2 separate regions of the Homo sapiens genome follow, and region 1 is linked to region 2. Evidence: chromatin contacts called from ENCODE Hi-C or POLR2A ChIA-PET data. All regions are on one chromosome and are shown on one strand. The core of a region is the stretch at or near the end of the contact, and the rest is flanking DNA. Distances in the headings are between cores, read along the strand shown.

The links. A loop is a pair of places that touch in the nucleus more often than their neighbours do. ChIA-PET counts read pairs that join two places held with the same protein, here RNA polymerase II (POLR2A). Pooled maps may share reads with other maps.
Region 1: a loop to region 2 is called in a map of B cell, with 17 times the contacts of the local background. The contact joins the promoter of PBDC1 here to the promoter of BRWD3 in region 2. A Hi-C loop is called at or near these places in 3 of 168 maps with a recorded cell type or tissue (B cell, CD4-positive, alpha-beta memory T cell and gastrocnemius medialis) and 12 of 50 pooled maps. POLR2A ChIA-PET finds 5 or more read pairs at or near these places in 2 of 52 experiments (CD8-positive, alpha-beta memory T cell and activated naive CD4-positive, alpha-beta T cell).

What each region holds. Positions count from the first base shown.
Region 1 is chrX:76,171,342-76,174,380 of GRCh38, reverse strand. PBDC1 (polysaccharide biosynthesis domain containing 1) reads right to left here and starts at 1,319. Exons shown (of 6, transcript NM_016500.5): 1 at 1,213-1,319; 2 at 731-796. The coding sequence starts at 1,242. RefSeq lists enhancers at 937-1,236, 450-1,307.
Region 2 is chrX:80,808,032-80,811,164 of GRCh38, reverse strand. BRWD3 (bromodomain and WD repeat domain containing 3) reads left to right here and starts at 1,288. Exons shown (of 41, transcript NM_153252.5): 1 at 1,288-1,724; 2 at 1,861-1,919; 3 at 2,123-2,152; 4 at 2,567-2,626. The coding sequence starts at 1,694. LOC124905202 (a long non-coding RNA gene) reads right to left here and starts at 2,357. Exons shown (of 2, transcript XR_007068278.1): 1 at 1,872-2,357. RefSeq lists an enhancer at 974-1,053.

The DNA of each region.
Region 1 (3,039 bases), core at 70-2,569, 4.6 Mb after region 2:
AAGCACCCCACTGGAGGTTCCACTGGAATCTCCCATTCCAACGAGACCGAGCTATTTCACTGACTCCAGAAAAAGCCATTTGCATTTGTTACCTCCATGCCTTAGACCATGCACTTTTCCCACGTGCCAATCCATGTCCTTTGTCCACCTACACTTTGAGGATACAGGTAAAGCTCCATTTCCTCAGTCAAGTCTTCCACTGCCTTGGCCCCTTAGGGATTTCTCCTTCAGCTAAATTATTTGGATCTTATGGCCTGACCCACTCATTATATGTATCACACTCTTATTTGGGTGTTTTTACTATTCTCACATCCTCTTGTCTTGTTTTGGAAAATACCTCATATACTTTCTCAGTAATTTTCTAAACCAGACACACCATAAGCTGCACAATGGAATCCCTCAGAGACCCTTTAAAAATACTGATTCTTGGCTCTCATTACCCAGACATTCTGATTTAGGTGGTATGAACTGCAATCTAGGCAGCGGGATGTTTAAAAGCTCCCCAGTAATTCTAAAGCGTGGCCAACTTGGGGAACCACTTCCACAGGCGTTAGTCCTGCGTTTGTGGACCAAGATTAAAACGAACTGAACGAAGGTGCAGTTTCTGGTGTAAGTGGAGAGGGTCTGCAGTAGATTATCAGGACGTGAAGTTATAACTTAGTGGCAGGCAGGTCCTGCAGAGATCCCAGGCTAGCTGAGTGGGTGGGAGCTGTGGGTGAGTCATACTCACATCGTTGCCATACGACTCTGCTGGGAGAGAAAGCGCATGTGCCACAGACACCAACTCCCCGGAAACCTAGAAAGGAGGAAAAAGAGTTCAAGGCTCCCCCCAAGGCCGGGCGCGGTGGCTCCCCCCAAGGCCAGTCGCAGTGACTCGTGCCTGTAATCCCAGCACTTTGGGAGGCCGAGGCGGGCGGATCGCCTGAGCCCAGGAGTTTGAGACCAGCCTGGGCAACATGGCGAAACCCCGTCTCTACAAAAAATACAAAAAATGTAGCTGGGCGTGGTGGCACGGGCCTGTAGTCCCAGCTCCTCGGGAGGATGAGGTGGGCGGAAGATCTGAGCGCTGGAGGTCGAGGCTGCAGTAAGCGGTGATCCCACCACTGCACTCCAGCCTGGGCGACTGAGTGACACCTTGTCTCAAAAAAGAAAAAAAAAAGGCTCCACCTGGCTCGACCTCCCCACTCACCCGACCCCAGAACAGCGTCTCACCGGCTCATCAGTTCCACTGGTGGCCGCCATCTTGCAACCCCCGAAAGCGTGGCTCCTTCCGCAGCTGATTGGAAAGCTGAGCCGGATCAGAGTCCTTCTCAACTGGCGGCTCCACCGTGCGCTCTCCCTCCAGCTGAGGAAGTTGCTGGCCCCGCCTTACCCTCCCCGCACAGGCGCAGAGGTGGAGTACTGTTGCGTAGGCTGGACTGCTTGAGAGATCTGAGGTGATTGACTCGTCAGTAATTTTCGGTGGTGATCACGGGAAAAGGTTGTGTTAAAATAGTGCCCCTTTCTTGTCTTCACTGCGCCGTGTGCCCAGCAAAAATTCAAATTTACTCTCCATTCATATGCGCATATACGCACATGCGCATACACATACACACCAGTACCCCAAACCAGGGAGTGATTCACGAAAATGCATGGTGCTAGGGCGCAGAGTGCAGGAATGAAGAATTTAGTCCCTGCCTTGGAACAACTAGATATAGTGAGGGACCGGATACAGTAGTGCTCACAGCATAGCATCGGATGATGTGGGAGCATGAATGGGGGATACCTAAGCTGAATCATGAAGGGGAGCTTAGCCAAGCAGACAGGGAAAGACAGTCCAGGCAGAGGGAATAGCACAAACAAAGCCATTAGTGGCACCTTGCTGGGAATTACAAAAGCAGTATAGCTGAATCCAAAGTGGAGTCATCTATAATCATTTGAGGGAGCACAGGGCCTTTGGTATGCTGAATGTTAAAGAGTAGAGAGTTTACCCTTAGAGCAACAGTAAGCTACTGAAGATTTTTAAGTAGGCCAGCTTCATGGTCAGATTTAACTTTTATGATCACTCTAACACAACATAGAAGATTAATTTGAGGAAGACAAAATTGGAGACAGAGACACCAGTTTGAAGGCAGTGGGTGATGAAAATCTAAACTAAAGCAGTGGCAGTTGAGATGAATTTTGAGAATTAATGGGGCTTAGAATCAATAGAACTTTTTGACTAATTTCATGTAGAGGATAAAGGGGAATTTGGATTCTAGTATGACTCCCAGATTTCAGAATAGGATTTGGGCATAAATATCGTTGAGCAAGGGAACACAGAGGAGAAATGATGAGTTTAATTTGAGAAGTTAAGTTATAAGAGCCTATGGGTCATTCAGATAGAATTGACCAGGCAGAGGGAGATCTGATCAGAGATAAATTTGATAGTTGGTACTTCAGGTTTAGTTGAGCTTTCATAAGAAATCTCTAAAGTACTGTAAAGACATAAAAAGCAGCAGGTCAAGCATTTATGAAGGAAAAAAGGCAGCAAAAAAAAAAAGTTGTCGATTGTCTGTCAAAGAACAAGGCAGAGCCTCACAGAAACCAAAGGATGTAAGAGCTTCTAGAAATAAGTGGTGAGCAGACCCCAGTACTCTCAGTTGAGTATACTAAGCATAAAAATATAGGGAGGTTGACAACCTTAGCAAGAGCAGGTTTAGTGGAATGGTCATTGACAACCTGAACAAGGGCAGAAGTCAGATGGTAGTGGGTTGAAGAGGGAGTGGGAGATAAAGAAGAGATGTTAGTGATCATGGAAAGTTCTTCCAAAACAGGTGCAGCTAGAAAGAAACATGAGGTCTAGGGACTTTAAAAAAAAAATCGGGGTAAAGATCAGATAATATAAAAATTTACCATTTTAATCATTTTTAAGTGTACACTTAGGTAGTGTTAAGTATATTTACATTGTTGTGTGACAGATCTCCAGAACTTTTTCATCTTGCAAAACTGAAACTCTGTATGCATTAAAGAACGATTCTCCACTTTCCTCTCCTTTTGGCCCCTGGTAGCCACCATTCT
Region 2 (3,133 bases), core at 39-2,538:
TTTTGTCAAGTTCCATGGCAATAACAACCAAAGATAAGCCTATCACTTCACAATTACCTCCTGTGGTTATTGCTTTCTGAGGAAAAAAAAAAATTACAAGTGAGAGCTAATCAACCTAGGCTAAGTTTATGTCAACTTAGAAATTCAAGGCCCACTGTGGTCAGTGGCAGAGCTGAGTGAGGAAACCCAATTCCCAAGAATATAGCCTTAAATTTAGATGAACCTTCAAATTGTAATATTTCAATGTAAATAATACATGCAACTTAAAATGCATTTCTGGTCTCATCAGGTTTAGGTGAGGGAGTGGGGTGGGGACAGGATGTTACGGGAAAGTAGGGAAGAAAAGGACCCGGTTTACTAATCTGTGTCAATTATCATACCAACCCCTTTCATCATTGAAGATTTCAGCAACCAAATACTGAAGGTCAGTGCGGTACCAAGGGTTGGGGTTATATATTAAACAGTGTAGTCCCGAACCTGTAGAAAACTATTGATACCTTGCATAGAGATAGGCAATAATACATAAAGATTATTGAAAACTCTTGGTTAAAGTACTTTAGTAGTATTTGAAAACACAATAGGAAATTACCCTGTAGGAATGGGATGTGTTAGATCCCAGCCGTAGATACGGCACGTGTTAAACTTTCAGAAGGGGAAACATGCTTCACGGCTGATTGCAAATTTCTCATGCAATATTTGTCAGAATCCAGGAGCATTTTAAGTGGTCTTCTAACAATATAAGCCCCGCACTTTGGACTGGTAAGTACAACATTTTCATTTGGTAAATAATAATAATTTTAAACAGAAACAAGTCACGACCAAATAGCGACTCATCCTCCCCCAGGCATAAAACCCTTTAGCCAGCTAGCCGCCTTTCCACGGGGTAGAGTATAAACAGCAAACAAAACCGCTTTGGTACCGGGAGGAAAAAGGGGAAAGGAGTCGAGTCAAAACACCGTCTCTTAAGTTCCTCAAGATCAACCCAGGGGGAAGGGTCCTCCACCGGAAAGGGCCGGATTGCCTTCACAGGAAGGGAAAGTCACTCCGGAGCTCGCAGACGCGAATGCCACCACAGAGTTCCAAGGCGGCTGCCAGAGCGTCGGCCGTCAGTTAGCACCTCCCCCTCCTTCCCAGAGCTGTAGCTAAGCAACCATCGGGCTCCGGGAGAGTCTAGGCTCAGCTGCTGTATTAGTGCCTCTAGCGGGGAACTATGAGCGCTGCAAAACCCTATCACCATTTTTACCCTCCCCTCTCTCCACCCCCTTTGCCCCCGCCCACCTCTTCGCCACTTCGGCTCCTCCCTCTTCTCGCTCCGTCTATCTCTCTCTCTCTCTCTCTCTCCGCCCCCCCACCCCCCGCGTCTCTCTCTCTCTCTCTCTCTCTCTCTCTCTCTCTCTCTCTCTCTTTTTCCTCTCTCTCTCTCTCTCTTCTCTCTCTCTCTCTCACTCACTCACTCTCTCTCTCCCTCTCCCTCTCCTCTCCTTCCTCCTCCGCCTCCTCAGCTCTTGGGCTAGAATATCTATGGGTCGAAACGTGATGCGATGAATTCGAGAGAGAGCGAAACTAGGACGAGGAGTGCGGCGGAAGCGGCGGGACTCCCGGGCATGGGGGCTTCACCACAATAGAGGCAGCGCCCCCACCCGCCCCCGCCAGCCCCTCCGGAGCGAAGCCCCCAAACCCCCTCGGGAAAAGGATGGCGGCAGCACCTACCCAGATCGAAGCCGGTGGGTAGCTGTGTCGGGGGGTGGGGGGGTGCTAAGGGAATGGGGGCTTAGCGCGAAGGCTGTCAGTTTCTTTTGAAAAAGCTTCTATTTCTCTTCTCTACCTCCCTCTGAACCTCTTTTCCCCCCTCTTCCCCAGAGCTGTATTACCTGATCGCTAGGTTCTTGCAGTCTGGACCCTGCAACAAATCCGCTCAGGTAAGGGGAAGAAAGAGATCTGGGAGTCGTGGTGAATGGTCCCAGTGGGGAAATCGAGGCAGCGGGACGAGCAGTTCCGTTGAGGGTGAGGGAAAGGCCGGCCTTGACTAGTCAAACGGTCAGCGGCTGGGCTTTAAGTGTGGAGGGAGGAATGGGTTGATGGCCCGAGCTGCTCCTCATATCTGTGTTTCCCTTTTGCTCAGGTGCTAGTGCAGGAGCTCGAGGAGCATCAGGTACGGAGCCCCTTCGGGAAGGGTGGGGAGGGTTGAGGTGAGACTGGAGGAAGGGGAGGGCAAGTCAGGGGCGGAAGACGGGCTGGGATAGAGGCTTCGATCTGGGTACCCGTAGCTGTTGTCACCGGGGTGAATTGGCTTCTTCCCTCAAAAGGGGCAGACAACGCTGGGGTCTTAACTCGTCCCCGCTTTATGCTTGTGGGAGGCAGTTTTTCAGGATTTCCTTCTCGACCCCCCTTCCCCCCCCCCCCCATATACTTGTCTAGCTCTGAGCCAATAGCTATCAGGCCGAGAGAAATAAAGACGGTAAAGTGTTGAGGACTGGGACACAGGTTGGGTCCAGTTGATGGGGAGCGGAGGCTTTTCCTTCATCATTTGCCTCCGCTTCCCCCTTTCTTTTCGTCCGGCCCCCAGCTGATTCCGCGCCGCTTAGATTGGGAGGGGAAAGAGCACCGAAGAAGCTTCGAGGATCTGGTGAGTAAAGTTTTCATTTCAACTTAACCTAACTCTTTCACCACTCCCTCCCCACCTTGTACCCCCAACCCGCCCCCCACCTCTCAGCCGACGAGGTTCTAGAGCTCGGTGCAGAGCCAAAGAACGACTGCCCCTTCCCCCATCCCTGCTAGTCGGAAAAAGGGTACCTTGCCCTCCCCTTGGCCCTGCTTGTTTCCACCCGAAAACTTTGAAGAATGTGAGTTGATTATCAGAGGTGCCGTGTTGTGGATTATGAATATGTTACAAACATTGGGGAAGGCCCATTGTAGGCGGAAAAGGGAGAGAAACCAAGGGGTTATCTTGGGGCACGTACTAAGGTCTGACGCTGGCCAATGACAGCGTTGGTAACAGCCCGGAGTTCCGGATTAGTGGAAGAAAACTGGTTTCTGGTTGGTCCTGGCCTGAAATACGGGAACTAAGGCCAGGCTTGGTCTTTTTTGGGGGGGGCGGGGGGGCAGGGGGGAGGCGTGGGAGGAAGGGGCTCTG